Regions from separate parts of the Mus musculus genome. Here region 1 is linked to region 2. The links are chromatin loops, found by intact Hi-C in ENCODE. Cell type or tissue: left cerebral cortex. All regions are shown on one strand.

Region 1 (8,000 bases), 130 kb before region 2:
TTAAAAAAGCATACTTTTCTTCAAGGTTCTTAGTAAAATTTCTATCAATATAATACATAGAGTACCTACCATGTAACCATCTATAGTGCAACTACATGAATGACTGGGAAAACAAAACAAAGCAACCTCTTGTATATTTATTACCAGAAAAGCTAAGTTTAAGTTCAGGTTTCTGGGGAAAGCATGGCAGCTGTCCATTTGCTGTAGCAGTGGAAATCTGTGGTACTTAGTGTCATTAGTCAAGACTGAAGGAAGAGAATCAAGCACAAGGCTCAGAAGCATCATGGGCCAAACAGACTGTAATTCTACAGGGGTCTAACCGGCATGACCCTTAGACCAAGGTGAGCACTGCTTATTAAATATTCAAACACACTTACACTCCTGGGGCTTCAAGGCTGACCTGCACCAAGAATCCTCAACTTATCCACTCTACTACTTCTAATGGCTACTTACTTGGTGACTGTCAACAGTGCCTAAAGAAAGGACTGTACCTCTTCTCTAAAAGAGGCCTTCCATCTTTTGAGCTGTTATTGATTAATGCTGCTATTCCAGCATTTGAGCTGTTATTTGATTAATCCCATGGCCCTGTTATTTAGCCACTGCCTGAAATAGACTAATCTTTCACCTTCACAGTTCTTGGCCAACAAAACTTGTTAGTCAGTCAACTACTATTTGCACAGCATACACAGGTACACAGAATTTTATGGTAATTGATATTTATATCTTCAACTCTCAAGGAACTCAAAGTCTAATTTGCCTTGTTTCCCTTATTAATAAGCCAAATATTTACTCAACAACTTGGCTTATAGAGCCAGCACTGTTTGATGCAACTGGGACATTTGGGTTAGTCTGTAGTAAAGTTAGGTATAGAAGGAACAACCTTGAGTTTATTCAGCAGATAGAAAACAAAAACAGAGTCAAGGTCAATCAGGCATGCTTTCCACTGAAGGGCAGGTGAAACAGGGAGAGCAAGAACACAAGGAGACACTAAGATGGCAAGCAAGTACCTAACACTGAAGTAATAAAAAAGGAAGACAGAGAAGGAAGACATCAGCATATCATATCATATTTATTTACTCTTTGAATAAACTTGTACTATGAGTATCAACTGTAAACTATGCAGTATTTAAGGCACTTGAAGTTATTTGTTGGCTTTTTTTGTTTGTTTGTTTTGTTTTCAGGAAAGGGTTTCTCTATATAGTACTGTCTATTCTAGAAGTAGCTCTGTAGACTAGGCTCGCCTTGAACTCAAGATCTGCCTGCCTCTGCCTCCTGAGTGCTGGTGCCACCATTGCCCAGCTTTGGAAGTTACTTCTATAACTGAATATTCATTGTTGGTGGGGAGTGCTAACTGGTACAGACACTATAGAAATTAGTGTGTGGGTACCTCAAAAAGCTGACCTCTAACACCATTTTTGGGCTTAGACAAAGGGATGCTCCATCTTACTACAGAGATACTTGCTCATCGATATCCATTTCTGTTCTATTCCTAACAACCAGAAAATGAAAACACCCTAGGTGTCCATCAGTGAATGAATGGATAATGAAAATGTGGTACATTACACAATGAACTATTTACTCAGCTGTTGAAAATAAACTGTGAAAATTGCAGATAAATAAATAGAATTAGAAATAATCATCCTGAGTGAGAATAACTCAGACCCCAAAAGACAAGTAATACAGGTTCTCTTATATATGAACATCAGCTTTTAAATGTTAAATGTGTGTGCTCTATTCAGAATATCTAGAGTTAGGTATCTAGTAAGTGACTAAGGGTCTTCCAAAGAAGGGGAAATAGAATGTAAAGGAATAATGAGGAAACTAGAATAGGAGGATTAAATTGGGAGGGAGACAGGAGGACACAGTAGAAAAGGGAATATTGGTAGAAATATCTAACTTTGAAGGCCTTTTTATGTGCAGATGAGGAAATGCCCCCATAAGATCCAGCTATAAGTCATTTTCTCAATTAGTGATGGGGGGGGGGGGGGCGCTATTGTGGGTGGTGCCATCCCTGGGATAGTAGTCTTGGTGTTCTATAAGAAAGCAGCCTGAGCTTTCGTATAAAAATATCATACAGAATCCTGTTATTGTAGAAGCTTCCTAAATATATAAAAATATTTAAAAGGAATTTAAATGGAGTTAACCATACATAGCAGGGACAATGCTGCAACTAGACATCATATGCTACCAAACAAACCTGCAGTACTAGCAGTGGGCGTGCAACTTTTGACTAAAGGTACTGTCTTAGTCAGGGTTTCTATTCCTGCACAAACATCATGACCAAGAAGCAAGTTGGGGAGGAAAGGGTTTATTCAGCCTACACTTCCACACTGCTGTTCATCACCTGGAACTGGACTGGAACTCAAGCAGGTCAGGAAGCAGGAGCTGATGCAGAGGCCATGGAGGGATGTTCTTTACTGGCTTGCCTCCCCTGGCTTGCTCAGCCTGCTTCCTCACCTGAAGCTCTTTTCTTTGTGATAACTCCAACTTGTGTCAAGTTGGCACACAAAAGCAGCCGGTACAGGTACCATAGTCAACCTCACCCCTGCTCAACATTACTAGGTTACTGTCCATGCTATTAGTTAGCCTTCCACAACCTGATGGTTAGACACTGTTGCTGAAGATACCATGTACTTGTTATCAAAAATTGAAAATATGGAAAAATTAAGCTGTTACACAACTAGAAGCTTCACTTCCTGAGTATTGTTCCTAATGCTGGAAGGCAGTATACATGTGGCTGGAGGAGAGATGGAATCATAAACTTCATGCAGCTACAATACCTTTGCACTGTATCAGCAATATGCCTGGAAAATACACCCCCTGATACAACAGAGACACAAATAGAGTAACCAACTACTGTCTGATTAAAGTGAAGGTCTACACCATGAAACAGATCTCAAACCTGACACTGTTAGCAAGACCAAGAATCTAAAATGAGATAGCTCAGGGACCTTAGGGGGATATCTACTATATACCCATAGATCAGTGCATTGCTAAACCCTTATTAGAGAAGATACATCTTGTAGCAAGTGGTAATTAACATAGAGACCCACAGCTGAACAATGTGCAGAGTGTGAAAAACTTTTGGAGTGCTTGAGATGTCTGTATCACACCCCTTTCCTCAAGGCTCAAAATCTATGTCGAAGAGGATGCAGGAAGATTCTAAGAGCCAGAGGTAGCAGATGATTCCAAGGGAGCAGCACTTTGAGACCCAACAGAACTGATACACATATGAACTCACAGTGACTGTGATAGCATACATATGACCTGCAATAGTTCAAGCCAGATAAAATTCCAGCATGGAAAAGGTGAAGTGGCCCACCACTAAGTAAGATGCTGTTTACAAACGATAGCTACCAAGGGAGGAAAAATATTCAGTAGAGCAGTACTAAATATAACAGCCATTCTGCATGGTGGGCCTTGTGCTCAGGAGTAGTTTGGCCAATGCAATATGGAATCCATATGCATTTGTATGTATGTGGGCTTGTTTGTTTACTTTGTTGAGAAAGAACATGGAGTTGGGTGGAAGAGTTGGGGAGGACAAGATTATGATCAAAATATCTTTCATTTAAAAGGGGCAGCATTGCCGGGCGTGGTGGCACATGCCTTTAATCCCAGCACTTGGGAGGCAGAGGCAGGTGGATTTCTGAGTTCGAGGCCAGCTTGGTTTACAGAGTGAGTTCCAGGACAGCCAGGGCTACACAGAGAAACCCTGTCTCGAAAAAACCAAAATAAATAAATAAATAAATAAATAAATAAATAAATAAATGGGGCAGCATCAAATATGGCACCTTACACCAACTGGACTTTTCAACCCCACAACTCTAATCAACATTTCTGAACATTATATCAAAACAAACAAGGAAGACTCTCTTCTGCTTCTGCTCTTACAGAGCTTATACTCAAGTGGGAAGAGGCAGGCAATGGCTACAAGTAAACTTTTAAAAGCTGGGCATGACGGTGCCCCTCTCTAATACCAGCCTAGCACTTAAGGCAGAAGTGGGAGGATCAACAAACTTAAGACCACTTGGGGTACACAGTGAAATTCTATCTAAAAAAAAAAAAGTAGAGGAAAATAGCAAAAGGGAGGGAGGCAAAAAGGGATGTTATTTAAAGACAAGAGTTAGGGCAGAATGCTGTCATAAGGGCTTCTAACAGAGATGTGAAGTGAGACAGTGAATCATAGAAAATGTTGATAGAGGAGGATCAGTGTGAATAAATGCCCAACAGGCAAGCAGCCAGGAGAGGGAGACTTCTGTGGTTACTCAGTCAAGTCTGGATTGTACAGGAGAATGAAGATGTAGCATATGTGTGGTTGGTTCAATTTCAGAAAAGAAGCCAAAGATGTTGGGGGGCGGGGGGAGACGACCCGGGGCAGGTGCTTGAGAGCACATGTGTATACATGTGAGGCAAGAATGTTTCCTATGAAGAAAGAAAAAAGTTTCTTTCTTCTTTTTTTTTTTTGAGATTGAAATACTAGTCTGAAGGTTTTCTTGTCCAATTTTCTAATCCAATTAGAACTGTGTTTAGGTAGTGAGAACAGAAGAGCGCATGTATACAGAAACCAAGACTGTGGAGTAGGATGTGATGAAATTAGACTATACAAAGAGGCTAGAAGAGGTGTGTTGTACTTGGTCTGTTATCACTCCAGGAGAGTGTGAACAGACATTCCAAATGCTCAGCTCACAGTAGAGAAGCCAAATGAGCAAACTACCTTTTCTAGAAATAGAACTGAACAGAAGACTGTCTCTACATGTTCAAATTCTAATCATGCAAGTTTGCATATAAACATCACACTTGCTGAACAACTGCCTTAAAATCGGCAACAGACAGAGAGAAGCCTTGACTGCCAGAGCTGCCTTCCCAACTTACATTTTATATGAAGGCTTGATTTTTTTAAAATGGAACACACAAAACTGAACCTTATTATGCCTTGTCTTTTGCTAAGAGGAAATGAAAACTACTTTGATGCTATTCAGCAATGCCCCAATTCCAAAACGAAAGCAAGGACCAGAGCTTTTTAGATAATGAATCCAAAGGACAAAAGGTACTCACGGTTTTCCTCCTGGAATGCCTGTTAGATTTGGAGGTATTGCTGGCACTCGCATGTGATGGTGTGGATCAAATCCCACCTAAAATTGTTGATATGCAAAACAACAGATAGATATGTTATGCTTTGCATAATGTGGCACCTAAAGCCTAGGATCACAGATAATTTGAAAATATGACTTTAGAGACATTTACAGCAGTATCTATTAATAAAATGACAGGATGCTTGAAATTTAATGGTCCTTTATTCAGGACTGGAACATATAAAAAATTATACTAATTTATTGAGGCTAATGACAAAGGCTTTATTCTCCTATGTGGGTGGGGGAAGGTATAGGGGGCTTTGGGGATAGCGTTTGAAATGTAATGAAGAAAATATCTAATAAAAAAAAGAATGCTGTGTGTTCTGAAACTCTAAACTATAAATGCATGTAAACATACCACAGGTGATCTTCCATAGGCTGCTGCTGCCGCAGCTGCAGCAGCAGCTGCACTCATCTGGGGGGAGATGTTGTGTAGCCCAGCATAGGCGGCTCCGGGGCTGGTCAGCTCTCCGTTCATCCCAGCATGGGGCACGATCCCAAAGGGGGTTGGATATGGACAAGGTACAGCCATCGGGGTCCTCAGGCTTGATGCTGAAGAGAAAGTCAAGCACACAGAAAATGGTTGTTGCACCTTCTTCAGTTGGTCAACAGTACAAGCCATAGTTCAAATGAACTGATTTTACTACTCTCAAAATCAGTCAGCCTTTGGAGTGATTCAATCATTTATCTACCTCCCTCCCCCCTTTTTTTGTTTAACACTTAACGACCTGTTAGATGTGGATGGGGCCACATGCTTGGTTTGGAATACTTGCCTTCTCTAACAGTCAGTCAGTGTGCTGCTCATTACTACTTTTAACAGATTTTATTACTTAAATTACTTAAATTAAAAAAAAAAAAGAAGTATAAATAAATATACAACATATATTTTTCCTTACTAACCTAAGGGGTCCACACCTGGTGGCTTTCCAGGTACAGGCCTCAGTCCAGGAGTAGAATTACTGCCAGGGGTAGGTGCATCAGTTCGTGGAGTAGGGGTATTGGACTTTGAAACAGGAGTAGTAGACTTTTCATTCTAACAAGAGATGGAATATATCAGCTATGAGAGCATAATTTTAAGAGTTACTTATATATTAAAAGAACAAGCAAAACAAAACAGAAAAATGAGACAATTTCTTTAGCTTGTCTTATATCTTACATCAGTTAAAAGCAGCTAGCAAAGAACCAAGAGGACACAGTTCAGGAAAACCTGAACTGAGGATGAACTCAGGAAATTATTTATAAGAATCTGGTCTCACTCAGAGGCCAAAGAAATTCACCAAGCATGCATCCTGAATGTGGGCTAATGCTGGTGGCCATGGTTAAGTCAGGTCCCCAATACACTGTTCACATCCTAAGAAGTTCCGTATCTGACTTGCTGCTCTCAGGATACACCCACGCAGGAATCACCATAGATCCCAGAGGAGGAAGGAGAGGCCATGAAAAGATAACCAGAGTTCCAGAAGGAAGGACAGAGGTGGGATCCAAACCTCACTCTAGCCTTCCATCCATTCTAAACACATACACTCGCTATCTGCACACAAACACAAGAATCCTCTCTCTGATCCTTCAGCTGTGAATTCAAAAGGTCACTGAAAAACACATGGTTTTTAAAAGATGAAAATAAGTGGTGAAGAGAAAAGGGGATTTACGACACACAAATGCAACCAACGCCCTATACAGCCCTATACAGCCCTATACAGGAGACGGCGTAGGGAAAGATGCAGCTTGCTGGCAAATTCAGTCAGGCATTCGTGTTGAGTCCAAGCAGCCTCGTATTAGTGAGAGAGTACTTAGGCAGAAGCAAAACTATTGCAGCTGTGTCTAGCGTGGCAATTCAAATGAAGCACCTAATAAAATGACAGCTAAACTCCTGAGCGAGTTCACCACAAACCACAGGCAATGAGAACATCACACTAACTCTTATCTGTACTTTTCAACTTTACTATGATGTTTTTCTCTCATTTTCATCCACCTATGTCTCTCTTAAGCATACAAACTCAGGAAGCAAATACCATCAAGTTAGTAAACCTTTCTGGTTCAAACATATTTTTAATTAAACTGGAAATCTAAGCCCCAGAGATAAATGGGAAATACACAAAAACTGAAAACCCCAAACCCAATAACTATCTTGGAAGTGGCAGTTCTGGTTAGGGAGCAGCTTACAAGGCTAAGCTCTTTGGATTTGGAGGAAGGAGTACTGCTGGAAGATGCAACAGAAGCGGGGCTGATGGGGGCATCTTTCTTGAGGAGTCGTGTCTTGTCCAGGCCATTCTCCCTTGGGGAATGTGCTGGGCTTCCTCGGGGGGAAGATGGATCCTACAATGACAAACAAGTAAGACTGTCAACTGCGCCGCCTTTTCGAAGACGAAATACACAGAGTAAATTAAAAATAATAATAAGAAGACTGACAACTGACTCATAGCACAAGTCCTTTACTGGGGGCACTTCTAACTAAAAGCACTTAGTAGTACAAAATGTCTGGAATTAACTGGACTTTAATCAATTAACATTAACTGAAATTACTGAAGGAAACATCTGGTATTGAGAGGACATCCCAAAACAAAAGCAAATATCAAAAACTCCATGAGCCTGTAAGGAACATAAAATCAGTAGGGTGACCACTGACACCTGTTATTTCTAGTGGTGGGAAGGACAGTGACATCTGAAAGGAAGGAGCAGCATTTTGAAAGACCCAGCAATGTATAAAGTTGGTAATAGTTTCTCCTAAGTGCTTTGGACACTTGCCTCTGCCATAGCTGCAGAGCAGCAGAAGTAGGGCTAGCTACTAACATACCTCATTGGACACATCAACTACCAAGTTGTCATCACTCTTCTCACCATCACTGTCCTGCAAAGAGGAGGAGAGGC
Region 2 (8,000 bases):
TAAACACACAGATCCGAACTTGCTACCCGCTTTACAGGAACATCAAGATCCCTGAAGTAAGCATGTAAAATGCCTTAAGCTCTGTGCAAAGAAAGGTACTAGTGTTTTTAATTTCCAACAGCACTCACTATTCTTTCCAGATGTATTTCCAGGCCTTTCTAAGACCTTGAACCAAAAGAACCTACAAACCTTCAAAGTAGAATATAGAGTTGGAAAATAATAAAATCAGGTGTAGACGCTCACACCTGTAATCCCAGTATTCAGGAGCCTGAGACAGGGGGATTAAGAATTCAAGTCTGGTCAAAGCAACAGTGAGATCTTGTCTGAAAAGAAACTAGCAGCAATGTCAAAGAATTGCTGCTAGTCTGCCTCCCAACCTCTCACCTGCCTAGGTGGCTGTAGTTAAGAGGGAAGGCCCTACACAGGGTGGGGAGAAGTTATGCCTTTGTTCTAAGATGCAGAAGCCCCTACACAACACAAATCCATATGTATTTATGAGAAAAAAAAATCACCTAAAGATAACAAGACAACTCATCTCCCAGAGGACAGAGTGCCCAAAGGGTAACCTGGAGTTTTACCATTCTGCTTCTTTGACAAACCAGCTAAGAAAATCTATGCTTTGCCCATCTGTCCCCCTGGATGTGCAGGTTACACACTGGAGCTCTCTGAAGAAGGTAAGTCATGGCTCTGTGATATAGAAATAGCAAAAGCCTGGCATCAGTGCTGTGGGTCAATTCCAGTGAAAACAGAGAGGATATATAGATTTGCAGCGATGAAGGCCAGCTAAATCCCTCTTTACAGGCAGAAAGCAACTCCCACTGACAGCTGTTACTAAGACAAAGTCAAAACAGCTTTGTCTTTCACTTTGGCTAAGACTTGTAAGGCCTTCCCCCTTAGTCTAACAATTTCATAAACGGTCTTCAGAGTACTGACTTTTAAAGAAGTCCTAAACCTTACAAACTGTCATCAGTGTAAATCAGTATCCACGCTTAAATGTGCTGCCTCACGCTTTGCAAAACGGACAACCTAGCATGTCTCCATTACCCAAATGACACTGTAAGTGTGTTATGTGCACATGGATGAGGCAGAACTGCAGATATCCAGAAGTCAAAAGATAGGGTCAGAGCCCCTGGAACTGGACTTACAGGGAGTTATGAGCTTCCTGATATGGGAGCTGGGCACAGAACCCCAGTGGTCTGCAAGAGCAGTGAGCACTCTTAACAACTCTACTATCTCTCCACCCCCTCTTTTTAACTTAATTCATTTAATTTTGAGACAGTGTCCCGCTATGCCTGGTCTGGAATTCACCCTGTAAAATAGACTGACCTCAAACTGATGAAGAATTGGGTGCCTGCCTGTAGAACATTTTAAAAGAAGGTATGAAAATGGTAAAGGAAACTACCTTTTAGAAATCACATCGTCTTTTCCCTCTCTAACTAGCAAATCATTATTAACCCAAAGTCTCAACCCAGGCTATCAAATATGAAATGTAATAAAAGTTTCCCATTAAAAGCAAATATAAAGAACTACTAGGTGTTTAACATATAACTACCAACTCCCTTTAACTATTATCTAAGGCAAAGGAAAAAAAGTAAAATTAAATGAGAAATGTAGCCATGAACCTTCACTGAGACATCTAAGATGCATCTAAGAAAGCATCTAAGATGCAGTTCACTCTTGTCTAGCTCATTAGTCCAACAGAGCTCAGAGCTACACTGCCTAAATACAAATTTGTCAATCAAAATGATAAGTAAAATAAACAATAGAAGCAGAGACTGCAGAGCAGTGAGTAGGAAATATGCCTTTGAATGCTACAAAGAAATTCTCAACAGGAAAAGCAAACCATCTGCCTTCATTTAAAAGTTTGAGTTGTGTGATTTCCTGCATCTAAGAACCTCTTTCTGAACTACAAAGAGGCCACAAAACATCACATTTTCCCCTCCCAGCTTCCCCCTTCAGAAGCCCTGAGGTGATGATTAACAAACAGCCCCCTTGTCTTCAGACAGACTAAGAAGCCACAGGAAAAGATAAATTAAACAGAAGAATCCTTCGTAAATAAACAAACAGGCAGCCTGGAGAGAAGACAGAATTTCCTTACAAGCAGCAGCAAGTAGCTTTGCTTGCTGACAAGTGGGAGACCAGGAGAAAGCCATCCAGGACCTCCCACCAACTGAGGCAGCCTGGACAGGGAGCCTATCCTGAATGGTTCCAGCCTTGGACTCTTCAAGGGGTTCTGGGGTGGACGTCCAAAGTTCAGGTGCTCACAGGCAGAAATCAAAGTTTGTTCTTAGTAGCCAAGGGTTTCTCCATTCCAGCAATGAGCTCAGGCCTAAATCTCTAATTTATGGCCAATCCATTTCCTAACAGGGCAGCCTCCTAGGCAATCCACTCCAACCTACCACCTATTACTATATCACCATGAACAGATCTGACCCTGTTTAATCATCCTTTGATTGGACATAATCCTTTTCTTGGGATCTTTATAAGAATTCAAGATTTTTGGCAGCATGCCCAGGTCTGTGGTAAGCACATGCCAGATATATAATAAATGTTCACTTCTATTGGACGGAAACTCTTAATTCCAACTCAACAATCTCAACTGAAGGTAAAAAAACAATTCTATAGATATTTTCCTATGATGCCTCAAAACTTAAACTTTTACACAAGAAAGAAAAAAAAATCACACAAAGAATTCAGAAAATATTCCTCTTAACACATATACACACTCTAGTGGTTAAATTTCACCTTCTGGATCCTCTTGCAGAGCATAAAAGGCTCCTAGGTCTTGCCCAAGAAACTGCCTCCTGGGATTAACTGGCACAATATCGGGTCCTCAGACAGTTTGTGTGGGAAAATAATCTTAAGTTAAATTTCCACCATTTAGATTTACTACACAGGAGTAAACTTGTCCCTAGTCTAAAACATCCAAAGCCACGAGGTAAATCAAAACCATAAACCTCTATTTCATTAATATCAATCAGATTATCAGTAATCTTACGTTATAAAATGCTGCTTCAAGCTTCAAACCTCAATAGAGAACAAAAAAACACACAAACAAACATGAGCCCCTTTCCTTCCTTTCTTCCCGCTGGAGTTTACATTTAAGCATCAGAATTTTATTTGTGCCTCTTTAAAATGTCCCAGCCCATAGCCAGAAGAATCCATCTTTGTTCATTTTGTAGACCAGGTTGCCCTCAAATTTAAAGAGGCCTGCCTCTGCCTCCAGATGCTGGGATTAAAGGTGTATGCTACCACGCCCAACAGTAGATTATTCCTTAATGGATATAAAAGAAAGTTCTTGTAGCAAAACTTGTCATTGGTTTGTCTGTTATTGTCAAATAGAGCACCCCTCTTTTAATAACGCTTCCCTTGTTCACATATGCAAAAGTTTAACCACACTCGTTTCAGAAAAGCAGCCACTAGTTAAAATTTTTACTTTTATCTACATACTCAGACACATGCTTCTCCAAGCATTCTTTCCAATATAAACATATACAAGATCTAAGATATCAGTAATAACCCTCGACAAAATTATCTTAAGAGAAATCTGCTCTACACAGAACTTTAAATAATTTAACTTCCATTGCAAGTGCTATCCTCAAATAAATTGACTGCACCCTAAAATCAAGTGCACTGAAGGCTGGATGTCAAGCCAGTCATATATTACTTCAACCTCACTAAATCCCTCCTTATTCTCCAAATCCTAGGCTGCTTTCTAAAATAGTTCACTAAAAAGCACCAACCTAATTAACAACTGCTTCCTCTGCAACAGTGGCCTTGATTTCACTTATTTACACATTAACTGCAGCCTCCTTTTGGCCAAGCCAGTCTATTCTCTGTACCATGCCGAGCCTTTTATCTGCCCTGGACAGCATTTTCTCCAGCAGATGAAGTAGATGCCGATTGATTTGCTGTCGAGCATGGTAAATTAATAGCAACAAATTGCTGAGGGCCCGTCTCGCTGCTCCACCATGCTTCGGCAGGTTTGCTTTATTTGCTCCATGATGGGCAGCAGTCGGCCTCTTCAAGTCAATTTCTTCTTAACAACCTGCAATACTTTTCAATGGTGAAAATAGAGCTGTTCCTTGTAAGTCAGAAATCAATATCCTATTGCCCTTAGAAAATGCTAAACAAGCAGTATTGGCAATCCACTTGGTACTAGAGGGTATCAGATATAATGCAAATCCATACTGCTTCCCCCCTTGTAGTTATTACAGTTTGCTAAAAGGTTCCTAATGTCATTTATCATCATTTACCATTGACCAAAGAGGCTATGATTATGATATCCTATCAGTTGGCAAGGCCTTTCATTTCTATTCAATTAATATTTTAGCAGCACTCAAATGGTTGTGGCCCACATCTTGTAATGAAATTTGCATGGCTTGGGATGAAATAAAATTTTTGTTACTTAAGGGCAAAAAAATTACACACAAGAATATGCACATATGGCAAACACCTATTTTCATATAATTGTGTAAGTTGCATGCTTAGATTTTAAGTGTCAACAAATTTCAAAGGTTTTCTGACAGTTTTTAAAATTCGTGTACCAAGCAAGTAAATTTTAGAAGAGATCTTCCAATTATAAAACACACAATGAAGAAATTGCAAGTTACTCTCATCCCCACTTTTTACAACATAGAATGTTCACCTATTTCATTTCTACAGGTTGAATTCACACATCAATAACTCCTAATCTACATCCAATATTCACACTTCAGAGTGGCAACAGCCAGAGTCTGACTCCATTCGAGAAGAATTCTTCCATTATAGAGTTGCAGGCAAAGGACTCGAACCAACAGCATCTAGCTGTGGCATCAACTGCACACACAACACCCTATCTGCCCAGGGTCACTGACCCAACCAAACTATATAAAGGATCAGAAGAAAGTAACAAGAACCCTGGACCAACCGTTCTGTCTAAAGCAAAGCCCTATAGACAGGGAAATCCTGAAGGAATCAATGCTCTTTGATTTTTAAAAACTCTACTTTGAAGACATCAGAATGAATTCCAGGCCATTTCTAATCAGGTCCTAATTATCATGACCATATTCACGATAAAACTGAAGACAATGGAAAAGTACTAATTCCCACTGTGCCCTAGAACATTCCACTTGAACTTCTCCGGATGTTTTTTCCCCAGCTTCATCTGTTCAATCCTAGGAAAGATTACTAAAAATTACATTCATATTTTATGCTCCAATTCCATGTCATGTCACTGAGTTTCCCTTTTAAAAAAAAAAAAAATCCACTAATTTTACCAGACTAATGCTATTTACTCAGTTACCAAAATTTAAATTAATTATGTTCTCAAACATAATTGTTAAAAATTGGCAACATTACGCAGGCTTAATTAAGATTAAATCCAATTTACTAAATGTACTTTAATTGGTACTAATTACATTAGCTTTCATTTCAGAATGACAAATTCCCCATAGGTTTCATTTTATGGTTCTCTATCAGAATCAACCCAGGGCGACTGATGATGAGCATCACCTAGGGGAGGGGGAAAACGGGGACCCTCCCTGTTTCCCACTGTTTATGCATTTGCTAAGTCACGGAGTCATGGCTTCTTCAAAACCTTCATTTTCTGTCCCAGTGAAAAATTCCTCAAAAAATACTCTGTGTGGCTGGCTGCAGCCAAGAAGAATGGGAACACAGGAATATTAACAACAACAACAAAAGAAAAAATACACAGGGGTTTCAAATATCGGGGCCACCAATTACTAGGGTACTTCTGAGGCCTCCTGGGACTCTTACTCTTGAACCCTTTGAGACACAAATCTAATAAGTGAATAAGCCTAAACCGATCTTGAGAAATAGGCACAATTATGCCTCGGGGCAACTTCCTTGCATTATTGCTCCTTTCCATTACAAGGGTATCCAGCGAGTGCATCTGCAAGAGCAGCTAAGAGAAAGTCAGGCTGTCTGCCTAGGAAAACAAATAAAGACAGATCTGCCTCTGCGCTTAAGGCGGGGAAAGAAAGAAAATATAATAAGTAGGTGGTTTGCAGGGCTGTCTGTATTTCATAATGTGATAAACTGCCCTGGGGATTCTTGATATGACTGAATTCAAAAGCAAGAGGAGGGGGCAGGCAAAGTGTACTCTACTCAGTTTTAAATGGATGGTATCTGAGGCCAGTTGAACAAGAAGATGACAAAATTCATAGTCATATAAAATGTGTAAACTTAAAGGCTCTCACATCTACCCAACACCAAAATGAATACATAAAGATATGTGACCCTTCCAGGTGTAGATGGCCCAAGAAAAGCCAGAGGCCAAGTGAGACTAAGTGGTCAGGGGAGGAAAGGATACAAAGGGGAAAAGGAGGGGCATTCACCCCGTCCATCCTTTAGAGAAACTAGTTCTGGGAAGGTACATAAACACAAACAAACAAACAAAAGTATTTACAAGATCCAGACTGTAATCAGGTAACAATATTCCTGGGAGGTAGAGCTAAAGGGAGTCCACTCCTAAGCTGAATACATTTTGCTTAAGCAGTATATGTATGACTAACCTAAACAGAAATGGCAAAGATACTAAAATATAAATGTAAGTATGTGCCATTCAAACTCCAACATGTATGTATTATCATATACCGTATATAATATGCTAACATCAGCACAACCAAATAGCATACAGAGTAAAACAGAACTTGAGATAAAGTCACCAATGTAAATACTGTTGTAATTTTCCCAACTTTATTTTTTCAAATACTATCTGGTTGCTTTTATTGTTCAAGAGATGTCTTTTAATGAACTACTAATGTGGGTGCATTCTGACCATGTAGAAAATAACTAAGTTAAAAGAATCCTTACAGCCTGATGACCTAGTCATCTCACACTTCTTAATCTTAGAAGGTACATACATTACCCTGACCACAAATAAATAAGACATGGAAAACAGAAAATTGTCCATCGCTTCTTTCTCAGCAGGCAAATATACATGTTATCTGTTCTGAAATGGGTGATGAGACCCGAAGTCCTTCATGAGGAGATGACTTCAAAGAAATGCTTCCTAAAGGAATTATTGCTAAATAGCATTTTACATGTGTGTGTGTGTGTGTGTGTGTGTGTGTGTGTGTACATATACATTCATACATGCATACATACATACATACATATGGCTATCTTTTCCATTTAGGGAACTTAAACCAAATCATTTTTTTTGGTCTCTAGCCAAAACAAAAAACAAAAAACAAAAAAAAAAAAAAAAAAACACAAAAACAAAAACAAAACCCTGTAGCAGCTATAGTAGTCACATATACCTATACCAATGCGCTCTCCCCCAACCCCAAAGTAATTGCTAGATCTCAAGACCCAGGGCTTAACATTAATCACATCCTCCTATCAGGTTCATTTACTCTGCACAAATTTTGGAAGTCGAAGCCAGAGTTCCTGGTAAGATCTACTAAGTAGGCTCCAGGGACTAGTGCACAGATTTTTACATCAATTTCTTTTATAGCTCTGCAGATTTCATCTGATCCTCCCAGCTCACTCCTCTGTTCTTTCACAGGAAAGGTTTCACACAATTTACAATTTTATTCATTAATACTTTCCAAGGAAAGTTCTTTCATAAGAGAATTTTGATGCCTGAAATATATAAGGTAACTCTTTACAAAAAGACAATACACATTCTACATTCTGCATGCTGTTTTTGAAAGTGCAGAAAAGTTTAATACGCATTCTGAGTTAATAATTTTAAATTTCCAAAAGTTAGGATAATATGGAACAAGAGGAACCACACACAAAAGACTTGCCTTCTTACTCACCCCCAAGTCTTTTAAGATATAGGTAGACATCTCAAATGTACAAAAGAAAAAAAAAAAATCACAAAATATACAATTTTCTTTTCAAAGTACATGAGTATGACTGTCACATAAAATGATTATAAAGAAATAACTTACCTGCTTGTGCATTTCTATGTTCAACCCATAGGACATTTCATAATACTGTCAAAGAAGGAGAAGCAATTAAACCTGTATCCTTCAAATCATCTCGCC

Evidence for each region. Hi-C counts contacts between places; a loop is a spot of excess contacts. Peaks named below come from ENCODE experiments on the same cell type or tissue, not always from the same donor. Only the 100,000 strongest peaks of a DNase experiment are listed, where the experiment ranks them.
Region 1: a loop joins it to region 2, with 2.2 times the contacts of the local background. A loop is called at or near these places in 9 of 42 quality-filtered maps.

The regions. Positions count from the first base shown.
Region 1 is chr19:14,459,254-14,467,253 of GRCm38, forward strand. It overlaps Tle4 (transducin-like enhancer of split 4), which reads right to left. Exons shown (of 20, transcript NM_011600.3): 10 at 7,927-7,980; 11 at 7,296-7,448; 12 at 6,033-6,165; 13 at 5,491-5,684; 14 at 5,056-5,132. Among named protein-coding and RNA genes, the nearest start is that of Gm8630, 27 kb to the left of the region's middle. In left cerebral cortex, a CTCF peak has its summit at 4,254; DNase peaks (open chromatin) are centred at 4,225 and 4,700.
Region 2 is chr19:14,586,480-14,594,479 of GRCm38, forward strand. Tle4 (transducin-like enhancer of split 4) reads right to left here. Exons shown (of 20, transcript NM_011600.3): 4 at 7,905-7,949. Among named protein-coding and RNA genes, the nearest start is that of Tle4, 7.7 kb to the right of the region's middle. In left cerebral cortex, no CTCF peak of the experiment used is centred here; DNase peaks (open chromatin) are centred at 2,446, 3,932 and 7,385; H3K4me3 peaks cover 437 bases.